Regions from separate parts of the Homo sapiens genome. Here region 2 is linked to region 1. The links are chromatin contacts, found by Hi-C in ENCODE. All regions are on one chromosome and are shown on one strand. Each heading gives the region's core, a stretch centred on a gene start or an enhancer-like site at or near the end of the contact. The rest is flanking DNA. Distances are from core to core; before and after follow the strand shown. Region 1 has its middle 340 kb from the start of LINC02403. Region 2 holds the start of SLC16A7 (solute carrier family 16 member 7).

The links. A loop is a pair of places that touch in the nucleus more often than their neighbours do. Pooled maps may share reads with other maps.
Region 2: a loop to region 1 is called in a map of ascending aorta, with 5 times the contacts of the local background. The contact joins the promoter of SLC16A7 here to the enhancer-like site in region 1. A Hi-C loop is called at or near these places in 1 of 168 maps with a recorded cell type or tissue (ascending aorta), 1 of 37 single-sample maps with no recorded cell type and 9 of 50 pooled maps.

The regions. Positions count from the first base shown.
Region 1 is chr12:58,422,832-58,430,651 of GRCh38, reverse strand. No RefSeq gene overlaps it. Among named protein-coding and RNA genes, the nearest start is that of LINC02403, 340 kb to the right of the region's middle. RefSeq lists enhancers at 4,239-4,358, 4,539-4,618, 4,623-5,570. Within about 2 kb of position 5,036, at least 15 of the 41 ENCODE cell types and tissues checked have a DNase peak (open chromatin) inside an H3K27ac peak, as active enhancers do; they include ascending aorta, where a contact is called at or near this core.
Region 2 is chr12:59,591,211-59,599,030 of GRCh38, reverse strand. SLC16A7 (solute carrier family 16 member 7) reads right to left here and starts at 3,002. Exons shown (of 6, transcript NM_001270623.2): 1 at 2,795-3,002. RefSeq lists enhancers at 2,194-2,343, 2,394-2,533 and a silencer at 3,004-3,073.

The sequences.
Region 1 (7,820 bases), core at 3,787-6,286:
CCATTGGTCTATATATCTGTTTTGGTACCAGTACCATGGTGTTTTGGTTACTGTAGCCTTTTAGTATAGTTCGAAGTCAGGTAGCGTAATGCCTCCAGCTTTGTTCTTTTTGCTTAGGATTGTCTTGGCTATACGGGCCCTTTTTTGGTTCCATATGAAATTTAACGTAGTTTTTTCTAATTCTGTGGAGAAAATCAATGGTAGCTTGATAAGGATAGCACTGAATCTATAAATTACTTTGGGAAGTATGGCCATTTTCACAATATTGATTCTTCCTACCCATGAGCATGGAATGTTTATCCATTTGTGTCCTCTCTTATTTCCTTGAGTAGTGGTTTGCAGTTCTCCTTGAAGAGGTCCTTCACATCCCTTGTAAGTTGGATTCCTAGGTATTTTATTCTCATTGTAGCAATTGTGAATGGGAGTTCACTCATGATTTGGCCCTTTGTTTGTCTATTATTGGTGTATAGGACTGCTTGTGATTTTTGTACATTGATTTTGTATCCTGAGACTTTGCTGAAGTTGCTTATCAGCTTAAGGAAATTTTGGGCTGAGACAATGGGGTTTTTTAAATATACAATCATGTCATCTGCAAACAGAGACAATTTGACTTCCTCTCTTCCTATTTGAATACCATTCATTTCTTCTCTTGCCTGATTGCCCTGGCCAGAACTTCCAATACCATGTTGAATAGGAGTGGTGAGAGAGGGCATCCTTGTCCTGTGCCAGTTTTCAAATGGAATGCTTCCAGCTTTTGCCCATTATTATATTGGCTGTGGATTTGTCATAAATGGCTCTTATTATTTTTAGATACATTCCATCAATATCTAATTTATTGAGTTTTTAGCATGAAGCGGTGTTGAATTTTATCGAAGGCCTCTTCTGCATCTATTGAGATAATCATGTGGTTTTCGTTATTGGTTCTGTTTATGTGATGGATTATGTTTATTGATTTGCATATGCTGTACCAGCCTTGCATCCCAGGGATGAGGCCGACTTGATCGTGGTGCATAAGCTTTTTGATAGGCTGCTGGATTTGGTTTGCCAGTATTTTATGGAGAATTTTCACATTGATGTTCATCAGGGATATCAGCCTGAAATTTTCTTTTTTTGTTGTGTCTCTGCCAGGTTTTGATATCAGGATGATGCTGGCCTCATAAAATGAGTTAGGGAGGAGTCCCTCTTTTTCTATTGTTTGAAATAGTTTCAGAAGTAATGGTACCAGCTCCTCTTTGTACCTCTGGCAGAAGTTGGCTGTGAATCCGTCTGGTCCTAGGCTTTATTGGTTGGTAGGCTATTAATTACTGCCTCTATTTCAGAACTTGTTATTGGTCTATTCAGGTATTTAACTTCTTCCTGGTTTAGTCTTGGGAGGGTGTGTTGTGTCCAGGAATTTATCCATTTCTTCTAGATTTTCAGTTTATTTGCATATAGGTGTTTATAGTATTCTCTGATGGTAGTTTGTATTTCTGTGGGATCAGAGATGATCTCCCCTGTATCATTTTTTATTGCATCTATTTGATTCTTCTCTCTTTTCTTCTTTATTAGTCTGGCTAGCGGTCTATCTATTTTGTTAATCTTTTCAAAAAATCAGCTCCTGGATTCACTGATTTTTTGAAAGGTTTTTCATATCTCTATCTCCTTCAGTTCTGCTCTGATCTTAGTTATTTCTTGTCTTCTGCTAGATTTTGAAATTGTTTGCTCTTGCTTCTCTAGTTTTTTTAATTAGATCTTTCCTGCTTTCTCCTGTGGGCATTTAGTGCTATAAATTTCCTTCTAAACACTGCTTTAAATGTGTCCCAGAAATTCTGGTACGTTGTGTCTTTGTTCTCATTGGTTTCAAAGAACTTATTTATCTCTGCCTTAATTTTGTTATTTACCCAGTAGTCATTCAGGAGCAGGTTATTCAGTTTCCATGTAGTTGTGTGGTTTTGAGTGAGTTTCTTAATCTTGAGTTCTAATTTGATTGCACTGTGGTCTGAGAGACTGTTTGTTATTATTTACATTCTTTTGCATTGCTGAGGAGTGTTTTATTTCCATTTATGTGGTCAATTTTAGAATAAGTGCAATGTTGTACTGAGAAGAATATATATTCTGTTGATCTGGGGTGGAGAGTTCCATAGATGTCTATCAGGTCCGCTTGATCCAGAACTGAGTTCAAGTCCTGAATATCCTTGTTAATTTTCTGTCTCGTTGCTCTATTATTGACAGTGGGGTGTTAAAGTCTCCCACTATTATTGTGTGGGAGTCTAAGTCTCTTTGTAGGTCTCTAAGAACTTGCTTTATAAATCTGGGTGCTCCTGTATTGGGTACATATATATTTAGGATAGTTAGCTCTTCTTGTTGAATTCATCCCTTTACCATTATGTAATGCCCTTCTTTGTCTTTTTGATCTTTGTTGATTTAACGTCTGTCTTATCGGAGACTAGGATTGAAACTCCTGTTTTTTTTTCTTTTGCTTTCCATTTGCTTGGTAAATATTTCTCCATCCCTTTATTTTGATCCTATGTGTGTCTTTGCACTTGAGATGGGTCTCCTGAATACAGCACACCAATGGGTCTTGACTCTTTATCCAATTTGCCAGTCTGTGTCTTTTAATTGGGGCATTTAGCCCATTCACATTTAAGGGTAATATTGTTATGTGTGAATTTGATCCTGTCATTATGATGCTACCTGGTTATTTTGCCCATTAGTTGATGCAGTTTCTTCATAGTGTTGATGATCTTTACAATTTGGTATGTTTTTGCAGTGGCTGGTATGGGTTTTTCCTTTGCATATTTAGTGCTTCCTTCAAGAGGAGCTCTTGTAAGGCAGGCCTGATGGTGACAACATCTTTCAGCATTTGCCTGTCTGTAAAGGATTTCATTTCTCCTTCACTTATGAAGCTTAGTTTGGCTGGATATGAAATTCTGGCTTGAAAAATTCTTTTATATAAGAATGTTGAATATTGGCCCCCACTCTCTTCTAGCTTGTTAGGTTTCTGCAGAGAGATCCACTGTTAGTCTGATGAGCTTCCTTTTGTGGTAACCCGACCTTTCTCTGGCTGCCCTTAATATTTTTTCCTTCATTTCAAACTTGGCAAATCTGACTATTATGTGTCTTTGGGTTGCCCTTCTCAAGGAATATCCTTGTGGTGTTCTCTGTATTTCCTGAATTTGGATGTTGGCCTGTCTTCCTAGGTTGGGGAAGTTCTCCTGGATAATATCCTGAAGAGTGCTTTCCAACTTGGTTCCATTCTCCTTGTCACTTTCAGGTACACCAATCAAACATAGGTTTGGTCTTTTCACAAAGTCCCATATTTCTTGGAGGCTTTCTTCATTCCTTTTTATTCTTTTTTCTCTATTCTTGTCTTCACACTTTATTTCATTAAGTTGAACTTCAATCTCTGATATCCTTTCACCCACTTCACTGATTCAGCTATTGATACTTTGTATGCTTCACGAAGTTCTTGTGCTGTGTTTTTCAGCTCCTTCAGGTCATTTATGTTTTCTCTAAACTGGTTATTCTAGTTAGCAATTCCTCTAACCTTTTTTCAAGGTTCTTAGCTTCTTTGCATTGGGTTAGAACATGCTCCTTTAGCTCGGAGGAATTTGTTATTACCCACCTTCTGAAGCCTACTTCTGTCAATTCATCAGACTCATTCTCCATCCAGTTTTGTCCCCTTGCTGGTGAGGAGTTGTGATCCTTTGGAGGAGAAGAGGCGTTCTGCTTTTTGGAATTTTCACCCTTTTTGTGCTGGTTTTTCCTCATCTTCGTGGTTTTATCTACCTTTGGTTTTTCATGTTAGTGACCTTCAGATGGGGTTTCCGTGTGGACGTCCTTTTTCTTTATGTTTATGCTATTCCTTTCTATTTGTTAATTTTCCTTCTAACAGGCCCCTCTGATACAGGTCTGCTGGAGTTTGCTGGAGGTCCACTCCAGACCCTGTTTGCCTGGGTATCACTAGCAGAGGCTGCCAAACAGCAAAGATTGCTGCCTGTTCCTTCCTCTGGAAGCTTCGTCCCCCAGAGGGGCACCCACAAGATGCCAGCTGGAGCTCTCCTGTATGAGATGTCTGTCGACCCCTGCTGGGAGATGTCTCCCAGTCAGGAGGCATGGGGGTCAGGGACCCACTTGAGGAGGCAGTCTGTCCCTTAGCAGAGCTCAAGGGCTGTGCTGAGAGATCCTCTGCTTTCTTTAGAGCCAATGGGCAGGAATGTTTAAGTCTGCTGAAGCTGTGCCCACAGCCGCCCCTTTCCCCAGGTGTTCTGTCCCAGGGAGATGGGAGTTTTATCTATAAGCCCCTGACTGGGGCTGCTGCCTTTCTTTCAGAGATGCCCTGCCCAGAGAGGAGGAATCTAGAGAGGCAGTGTGGCTACAGAGGCTTTGTGGAGCTGCGGTGGGCTCCGCCCAGTTCGAACTTCCTGGCAGCTTTGTTTACACTCAGTTGGAAATGCAGAAATCACAGGCCTTCTGTGTTGATTTCACTGGGAACTGCAGACCAGAGCTGTTCCTATTCAGCCATACAGAGTCTCCCTCTTGGCAGCTCTTCAGAATAGAAGCCATGTCTCAGGCAGCAATGTGGCCAGATAGAAAGTTGGTGTTTCCTGTGCAAAAGAGTTAATCTTTGCAAGTGTGGTTCTGAGAAGTTGGTGGGAGACCCTATCTCTGCCAGTCATGGCAAAATACAGTCTGGGCAGGTTTCCAAGTTCAGCTGACATTCCTAAGCCAATGAGAAGTGTCCAAGATGGTTTCCAGCTTTCTCTCCAAGGGTAAGAGTTGAATGTGTTGACTGACCTTTACCAGCACGAACACATTTGCCATTTGACTCTGAGGAATAAATGGGTGACCTGACTGTGGGCACAGAGCTGAAGGCTGATTCTCCAGAAAACTCACCATCAGTTTGCTCAGCAACGCTGCTGACTCGGAACACATTTTGTTTTTTCTTTTTGAAACTGCACCATGCATTCTTGAAAGCATGACTCAACCTTACCAGCAGTCTCAGTGAGCTTGAAATGGCCTCAACTAGAGGATTTATAGCCTTTGCAAACACAGGGCACATTTCTTTGTTTCCTTTCAGAAACTGAGAAGTGATTCATTTTCAGTAAACAAAGAGAGGATTACCAACACATTTACTAGTCTGAAATTCAGCTTCCATTGAATGCAATTCCTTTAGTTCCTAGTAAAGGCATTGTGCATTTCAAACAGCTATCTTTCTTCTTTAATCCACTTTCTTTCTTCCTAGTGTGGAAAAGATATATAATTTAGCCCTCACTCAAATACAAATAAGATGAGTTTCAAAGGCCATTCAGGCCCTAATGTGTGTCCTTTGCAAGAACAAGAAACTGTGATTCTGAAGAATTTAAATACAGATACTGTTGGCAGCCAGAGATGTTTTCTGCTGTTGGAATGCAAAAGAAAATATTACTTTATAGCTGCACTGTGCCACTCCTGACATTGATGGGTCTTGTATTCACCAGAGGAGGGAAAATTAAAATATCTTACCTGTCTACACAGTATCCTTGGTGGTTACACAACAATAAAATATTCAGCAGTCTGATACCTTTACTGTTAAAACTGAAATACCAAATTGAAACTGGTTGAGAATGTGTGCAGTCTATTGTGTTCCTACTTTCTTTAGATTAGCTTTCTATCACAATAACTGCATTCAGTAGGGCTCATATTGTCTCAATTATAAAGTCAACTCCAGACATTAGCACTAGATTGCTTCAGCGAATCTCAAATATTTTTAACTGTTGACAAAAGTTTCAGTTTCATTATGCCAAGTTCCAGAGTAAAACTATGGTAATGTAATCACTTCTCAGACTTTCATTATTTGCATGTTCCCAGAAAATCATTATAACTTTCTAGAATTATCCTGAATGGTTCAAAGTAAGCAGTTTTCAAGTCAGTAGGAATTGCAGAGGCAGCTGATAGTCACTTATCCATTTGTTTATTAGAAATATGTCACAGCCAATTTTTGACATGAATCTTCTCATTTTCAGAAGAATGTTAGAAATAGCTCAGCTAATGTACCATAAAAGTTCAAATTTTGATAATGAAACTAAAAGCCATATTAACAAATGAACCCACTGCTTTATGCACCAGAAAGTGAGAATTTTATGTTCCCATTTTTTCCCTTGTATGGTATCCACAAATTTTCTTGACAGAAACTCAGCATCAATTCAGAAAAATTCTTTTTGACTGAATATTTTTAGTCATATGTTCCCTATTTAAGGTGTAGGACAGGAAAAAGGATTTTCTCTTTACTTTCATAGTTTTTAGTTGAATGGGCCCTTATAACAAAAGACAGATTGATAAGAAAAGAACACACAATTTTATTAACATGTAACCTCATGTATACATGGGAGCTATCTAGAGAAATCACTAAATCTCAAAGAGATGGTTTAGACTTGGGTTTACAGACAATCTACCACTGAAAGAAAGAAAGAATGGTATGGGAAAAGCATAGTAAATAAGAGAAAAGTTTGTTATGCAGATTTAAGTGGGTGCCTTCTCCATTGATAAGAGTCTTAAATGATTTATAATCATACATCTCTTCTTGGCTAGGGGTTGGGGGGCAGGGAGAGAGAGAGAGAGAGAGAGAGAGAGACAGACAGACAGAGAGATAGCTTTACAAATTGAGATTTTTTGTATAGATGTTAATTTCCCTCGCAAAAAGGGTAGCTTTAACTCTGTTTTCAGAGTTTCTCATGTGTCTGCCATTTCTCAAAATAATTAGTTCAAAATAACCCTTATGCCAAAAAGGCATATTTTAGGGTGGCATATTCTGTTCTCCTACAAAGGCTATTGTTGGGGCTCAGAAACAATACCCCCAAATATGGCATTTTTGACATGCTGCACTGAAGAAACCTTCAAGGTCTCTATGACCTCTCCTAGACATTGAAGTTCCTTTATCTGCCTAAGATCCAGACCTCCAAGGAGAACAATTTTTCTTGTTCCCCTCTGTGGCCATTACAGAAAAGATGACCAAGAATGAAACTACACCTGAACAAACCCCTTTTTTCAATAAGATAATGACTGTCTCCAAGGATCATTTAAATTTCAAACAGAAATATTTGCAAGTTAATTTCTGTTTCCCTGGATCCAGTCCTTCTCCCTAGTAATCATTTATTGCTGGTTAGTAGAATTCCTCTTCTCCCTTTCCTGTAACCTGTTCTGTCCATCCAACCCCCCATTCTTTCTGCAAGTTTCTGTACCTCATTGCGAGGTTGGGTCTTCATTCTGAAGGCTCCCATGCATACACATTAAATAAATTTGTGTGTCTTTTCTCCAACTAATCAATCTGCCTTATGTCAGTGATTTTTTCATCAAACCACTGGGTGGACAACGACCTTGGGCCCAACACTGTCTATTGGAGTTCAGGAATATCATCCGAAGAGGAAGGAGCATTTCACTTTATAATTTTTGGATTTTTAAACTGCTAGCTTCATTAGACTGAGTGTGGGGAGTAAAATCCTCTATTTTAAAATCCACATATTTCCATTTACTGACATAAGGTTTGATTGCATTGAATAATGAGATAGCTCTGTAGCCATGTAATAAAAATAGTGGGAGTAGCCACACAAGAATCTACTATCTGTAAGTGATCTGTTTTAGCCACAGGTTCATAAATGCCATTAAATAGCAAGAAGAACTTTATTTGCCAAAATACTAACAATATCAGAGTTTTTTTAATGGAAAGAATCTAAAAACACTTTCTAGAACATCTAATATTTCAAATATCTCAGACATTATTCTGATGTAAATTTGTGCTCCTGAATAAATTACCTATACCAGAGATTTCTATCATGTGGAAAGCTTTTTAAAAATGCAAGCTC
Region 2 (7,820 bases), core at 1,753-4,252, 1.2 Mb before region 1:
CCCAGCTCAACCACTTACTAACTGTACCAGCTGAATAAGCTATGAAACTTTCTGGGCATAAATTCTTTTTTCTGTAAATATGGATATGGACAGATCCACCTCAAATGGTTGCTACATGCTATCAGACAGTAGTAGCACAGTGCCTGGAATATGGTGAGCATTACAGAGTTGTCATTATAGTTATTATATACTACAGTTACTTTATACTCTTAGGAGTGAGTGGATTGGTTTGCCCAAGGTGTAGTAGAAACTGCAACTCAAACTCTTCTCTCAAATAATGGAAATCAATTCATTGACAAAGATAATCTTCAGAGAAGGATCATCCTGCCCTCATAACATGAAGAAAAATCCTTCATTACCTGTTTTTATTCATTAAGGATCACTATTAATGGACAAAAAATGGGCTGAATACAGGTTCCTGAGAAAAGACATTCTTCTCAAATTTGCCTTTTAGCAGATCTTACCAACATTTCTTACAACTGTGGAGTTCCTTTCAAGTTACTTGGATATATGTTTCTTCCATCAAGAGGAGAAAAAAAATGGACTAAAAGGCAAATGGGATACAAGAAAGATTAACCTGAATGACTGACTATATGAGAACTTCTTGAAAGCAGAATTACAGCCTCATTCATCTTGGCAACCCTGGTAGGGTGTCTAGACTGATTATAGGGGCTCAAATATAGCCCGTCTGTATTCTAGGTACTTACCACACACTTCATTCTTCCCAATATCACTTCAGAGTGGGTACCACCAATCTCATTTTATAGACAAGAAAAAGGTAAAGCCCAGATTGTTAAACAATTACTCAACCTTACAAAAGTGCAGAACCAATCTGTTCTAAAGTTAATTCCCTTTTTCCATGTGAATGTCTCAAAAATGTTTGGTGGATGAATACAGAATTAAAAGCAAATTCTGGAGATGCCTTTTATTTCAGATCCGTGATCCAGGAATATGACTCCAGACAAGGGAGGTTTATTTAGGTAATGTTGCTCTCCTTCCCTTTAAAAGAGCTCAAAGCCAAAAATATAAGCCAGACATTATCAAAGAGCAAATGAATGTCTAGAAATAAACTGAGCATTTATAGAAGGATACACTAATTTGAACATCGGGAAACAGATGTTAAAATTTCAGATCACTTATTATTCAAACATGCCTTGGGGGGAAAAAAGTAATATGTAACTGCAAACTGTTGTTGTATTTGCAAAAAATAGTTTCTGAGTTTGTAAGTTGTTACACAATACACTGAGTTTCTTACGGTTGTAATCTTTCCTTTCCACTGAGATCATTCAGTCCCTCACTTGGATTGCTTTAAATGTAATCTGCTCAGTCAGAAGTAGAACCTGGAGTTAGGATTGCTTCACCAGAGCTAAATATTAGTCACTTTGCTCAACCCTCATTTGCCCTCTGCTGTCCCCACCCAACTCTCATTTTTCAGCCACACTCCACCAAATGCATACTTAGTGCTTGTGGTTCCAGTAACACAACACATTCAAGCTAACCTGTCTGTGGAAAGTTTGCAACCCTCTGAGTTCAGACTGGGGTTAGCCATGAAGCATGGGGTGACAGGAAATGGCATCCAGTAGTCACTCTTTCCTCTGGGTCCAGTCTTTTTCCCATCACTTTCATCATTGTCCGCTATTTTATTCCTCTGCCGCATCTCCTTTGGGACCCAAGAGGGAAGGAGGACACGAAATAATACAGGAAAGGAAATCAAAAAACAATTGTAGAGAAACCACTCCTCGTTTCCTCTTCTATGTCTCGTGTGTGTGTGTGTGTGTGTGTGTGTGTGTGTGTGTGTGTGTGTGTGTAAAATTTTAATTTCCCTGGAATTGGAACTACAGAAGTCCCTCCTCAGCCCTACCGGGAAAGTGGCACTGGGCACGACCGCCCTTTCCAAGGCAGTCTGCAATCCTTTTCGCGGAAGTAGAGGAGAAAAGGGGGTGGAGAAGGGCGCCGCGATGCAGCATCCGCTGAGAAAACAGGCAGTTCGCACGTGAGCGGGCTCGCAGCCTGTGGCGCCACCTGACCGGGCCTGGCGCCCCCAATGTGGTGCAGTGGCCCAGCAAGACCAGAAGGCTCAGGCCCTCCTGAACCCTTGCCAAGTCAGAGGTCCCTTTCTGCCTGGGCTCAGGCCTCGCCCGCATATAGTTTTCCATCTGCTTCCACCCCTGCCATCCTTCCTGGGGACCAAAAATGAAGAAAGACAACCCCCCCATCCCCCGGTATTTCGTCTTCCCCTCACAGCCTCTTCCTGTCCTGATCATCTGCTCAAAGAGAAGACGTTCTCTCCACACACTCCACCCCCGCCTCCACCTTCTGCGGCAATGAAGCCACGCCACCCTAGGGGGCTCGGGGGCCGGATGCTGGCGGGGCGCGCACTAGAGACACGCCGCACTGGAAGCAGCCCTCGGAGTCCCGTGAGCCAGGGAGACTGGGGTGCACCGCGCCACGCTGAGTCTCGGTGTAAAAGCCGAGAGCGTGAGCACCTCCTGGCCGAAAGCACGCGAGGCGCTCCTTGCCCAGGACCCCGCGCGCCCCCTCAGTTCCCGGGCAGCTGTCGGCGCGCACTGGCTGACGCGAGCTCTGCTCCCGCGGCCGCTTCGGGATTTTTTTGTCTATATAAGGGCTCGCTGGCCAACTCTGCGTTGGCACGTTTGTCACAGGCTGGCCATTATTTGCACACACGCGTGCGGCTCCGCGGGCAGCTCGGGTCGCAGACGCAGGCTCGCCCTCCTCTTAGCCGGCACCTCCTCCTCCTCCTCCTCCTCTCCCCTCCCTCCCCAGCTGTACTTACTTTATCTGGTCTCTGGCGCAGGGTGGGCGCTGCAGCCCTCCGTTCCCAGCAAACCGCAGCCGATTCGCCTCGCTGTCAACGGGTGAATGGAATTATTTATTTATTTATGGCCCCTGACGTGTCCTCGCCCGCCACAGCCAGCGGAGAAGGAGGCGGTGGCGGGAAGGGGAGGCGCGGCTGCTGAACGCCCTTGTGGGTGCGGAGGAGCGCGCGCCAGGGGTGGGGGCCGGACAGGCTGCGGTGGAGGCCGGCCCGGGGGGTGGTGGGGGGGAGCCGCCTCCCGGTGCCTGGAGACCGACTGAGCATGCTCCAAGCGGCTGTCAAAGCTATAGGCACTTTCTCTATCGCTCGGGGCACTCCACTTCGGATTTTAGTTTTGACCAAGGAAGAAAGCCAAAAGGCAGGTAGATCTGTCTTTCCAGATGGGTCGTAACTTGCTGTATCCGAAGTACTCTGTAGCCTGACCTAGAAGACAGATGTGCGGTAGCTCTGTGCAACCCAAGCATGGGAGAGGAAAGCATGCAAAAAAAGAAGAGTCTGGCCGAATGCAGGGAGAATAGGAGATCCTCATTGTGAGCTTGCAGGGAAAGTGTTGAGCCATTTTTCAACTGAGGCCTTTTTGGGAGAAAGAGGTAGGGCACTGTTGGAGATTAGACTCACCAACCAAATCACTTCACGGAAAAAAATATAATTGACACCATAGGAGGAAGGACATAGAAAACAGCACCAAAAAACATTAAAAATAAGAAGGATTTTTTTTCAAATCATTTATAATTCCTTTCATTTTTAATTTCTCAAATTACTTAGTTCTTCAAACCAGCATTTAGTTATTTGACAACGAATAGTGCTAGAGATAATGGTAATTCTGCTGTCATTGGTTTGGTCTCTTCCCCTGTCTAAAATGTGCTTCTTGGTAAAACTGGAAAGAGGAAGGGCTGGAAGAGAACATTTAAGTAACCCCATAGATTGGGTTTCTTTAATATCTTTAAGTTAAATTGCCACTTTAGAGAAAAAGAAACTATCCAAAAGAATAATTGTAGGTTTTGGCTTGACAAGTCCTATTGCAGTTTGTCTACCAGTTTAGCTAGCTTTCTCCTCCTTGATTTCACAATCATTTTAAGGTGTGTTCTATGATTCTTCACATTTTACGAATTTATAAAAAGAGTTAAGTCATTTGGGTAAATTCACATTGTCTTTGCCACAGCTAGTCTGTTGTAATGGACGAAATTTGAATTTCAATTTCTGTAGCTATGAAATAAAAGTAATATCAATCGTGTTGATTTCATAAGATTTAAGTGAAATAATATACATGAAGTGGCTGGTAGGCATAATACAAGATGAAAAAATAATCGTGATTAATAACATCAAAATTACTGGAAGATAATTTTATTGAAAGAATGATATTTGAAAATGAAAAAAAGGCAGAAAATTACAGAAAGGATTTTATATTTTTAAGCTAAAAATGCTTAAATAGACATTTGTATAAGACATAATAGGCCTTTGATAATGATGAAATGTCTAGCAGTGACTATAAACACTTCATTTAATTAAAAAAAGTTAAACATTTAAAAGAAACAACATAAAGGCACATTTCAAGGTCATAGTCTTGAGTGTTTGCTATTGATATTTTTCCTGCTCATTCATCACTTTTATTTCCTGTCAAAGAAGAGGAAGAAGAAAGACCATATGCTTTCTGAATTTTGATCCTATTCTCCCTTTTCCTTCTCTTTGATTTTTCTTTTTTGTTGTTTTTTTCTTATAGTCCCATGTTCTTGACCTGTTTAACCTATTGCTGAATGCCAAACATCACTACTTATAGCATGATATCGTAACCTTCTTTTTAAGTCTTGTTTTTTCAACAATTAAAACTCTGGATCTAATTTACCTACTGTCACAGAGTTAGTATTTGGGAACTCATTTCTAAATTGCTTTGTTGTGATAGCTAGGTATGTTATGTAAAATTTGATTGGACTAGAAAGGTATCTGAAAGGAGGGAGAATCAGCTAAGAATAAATTCAGCCAGTTTATCCTATGACTTACAGTTTAATATTGTTAAGAAATTGAGAAAAAAATACAATTTAGGGAAAAAATAAGCCATATGATTAGAACTTGGAATGCTCTGGTAAAATGTTTGCCTTGATTTATATTCATAAGCTGAAATAACAGTGGGAAAAACAAATAGCAATACACTTAGCATTCTAGCAACTCATATTCCACAGATGAGCAAACTGTGAATACGTACATCACATATATACTCATGAAGTCCACATGTCTTTTACTATATACCCACATCCTTGTGGTTTAGGTTCTTTCTCCCTTCTTCATTCCTCAGTCATACACAATCTTCTCACATTTTTCTGTCTTTTATCATTCACTGCCCTCTTTTCCATATCAAACTTGTCTAAACCTTTTTTCCTCCTTTAATGCCCAGCAAATATATCATCACTTCTATAGCATTTTAAGGATTCTTTGTTAACAAATAAGGGTTAAGTTCATCTTTCTCTGTGATCCTGCCCATAGAAAATGATTTAGGCCTCTATCTGGGGCATTTTGTTTCAGCTTCACATATGACTATATTATAATATGATTTTTGTTTCTGTAGCCCCAATATATTAGGCTATTTGAAAGTAGAGATGACATTTTATTCATCTCTGGGATTGTCACAGGCATTTGAACCAGAGTGACTCCATCTTGAGTAAGGCCTGGGTAAAATGAGGCTGAGACTTATTGGGCTGCATTCCCAGGAGATTAAGGCATTCTTAGTCACAGAATAAGATAGGAGGTTGGCACAAGATACAGGTCATAAAGACCATGCTGATAAAACAGGCGGCAGTAAAGAAGCCAGCTAAAACCCACCAAAACCAAAATGGAGACGAAAGTGACCTCTGGTCCTCCTCACTCCTCATTATGTGCTAATTACAATGCATTAGCATGCTAAAAGACATTCCCACCAGTGCCATGACAGTTTACAAATGCCATGGTAAGGTCAGGAAGTTACCCCATATGGTCTAAAATGGGGAGAAACCCTCAGTTCCCAGAATTTCCCACCCCTTTCCCAGAAAACTCATGAATAATCCATCTCTTGTTAACATATAATCAAGAGGTAATAATAAGTATAAGCAGCGGAGCAGCCCATGCTGCTACTCTGCCTATGGTGTAGCCATTTTTTTGTTCCTTTACTTTCCTAGTACTCCTGCTTTCATTTATAGACTCATCCCAAATTATTTCTTGCATGAAATCCAAGAACCCTCTCTTGGGGTCTGAATCAGTACCCCTTTCGGGTAACAGAATCATCTATCATGCAGCACAAATCGTTGCAGATAGAAAATAGTAACGTTTGCCAAATGAAGAAAAGAGATGACAGTGTGGCTGTAGGCAACAGATATGTGGTAGAAGCTATTGGTGCTCACAATATCTATGATCTGCCTGGCTCCACACTTCCTGGCTTTCCTTACAGTTATATTGGGACCATGCAACTATGTAGTTCTAAAACAGTATGAATGGAAGTGACATGTGTAATTTCTGGTAAAGGGAGTTAAGACCCAGTGTACCTCCTTCATCACTCCCTTTCCCTGCCATAGTACCATGTTTCTGATGAACTAGCTACAAAATGGAATCTCTGAAAAAGAAAGAAAGACTGCTTGAATTGCACTGTACTTTGTGTGAGCAAGAGACCATTGTTTTAAGCCTTGGAAATTTCAGGCTCTATTTGTCATGGGAACAAAACCTAGCCTATTCTGACCAATATAAGATATTACTGAAAAAGACAATAAGTCAGCCAGGCGTGGTGGCTCATGCTTGTAATCCCAGCACTTTGGGAGGCCAAGGCAGGTAGATCACCTGAGGTCAGAAGTTCAAGACTAGCCTAGCCAACATGGTGAAAACCCATCTCAACTAAAAATACAAAAAAAAAAAAAAAAAATTAGCCAGGTGAGGTGGTGGGCACCTGTAATCCCAGGTACTTCGGGAGGCTGAGGCAGAAGAATCGCTTGAATCCGGGAGGCAGAGGTTGCAGTGAGCCAAGATCGCAACACTGCACTCCAGCCTGGGCAGCAAGAGCAAAATTCCGTCTCGAAAAAAGAAATTGTAAATCATAAAGGCATAAAATCCCCAATGAAACATTGAACTTTTGAAAGTGCACTAATGTGTCCTTAAGTCAAAACTAAAAATATAGTCTCATGACCCCAAAATTCATATAATAGCCTTTTCAGAGTAAGACTGTGAGATTAAATTAAGGGTGTGTGTGTTTATAAACTACACACAATAGATTTGTTATAGCTAAGTACAAAAGACCAGATGTCCCAATGCTCCCCTCAACTTGGGTGAAAACAAATGTACACCTGCCTTCAAGTGGCAACATACTATGGTTGAGATTGTAGCTGGCTAGCAGCTGTGAATATGATTGCTGTGACCTGGTTTCACAGATTATACAAACTATAGAAATATATCTCCACTACTTCTAGATTTAAATCTTGCGTATATCTATATAGGCTACTTTGGAAATATCTTCTATGAAAAACTCCCATAGGATTTTGGGGAATGACAATCTAGTCCGATTCAACAAAGCATATAAAAGGGGAATCAATTGCATTGGCATTGCTGTATGGTATGCCTTTAAATAATAGCACACAAGAATCTTTGGTTTAAAACAAAATGGGTTTTTTGGCTCCAAAAATCTCTTAACGGATTATGTATTAAAAAACTTGTTTGTTGGGGTATTTTTCTAAATTTACATTTTATCAATTATTATCTGTAAACTAAACTTAATGGATTCTGGGTGTTTTATAGATGCTTTACCACGTAAATATTCTGATTATTTTGAATGCATATAAGATTAGAAACTTAAATTAAAAGTTATCATCATAGACTGTAAACTTTTCAGGCAGAAATCTTGTAAACGGTGGCTAATGAGTATTAATATATTTTATGAAATGAATCAATGATGACTGAATGTGTTATCAAGAAGCTAAGGCTTTAGTGCCTTTTTCTGTACAGTTGATCTTTGCTGGGTTCCTTAACCTCTCTG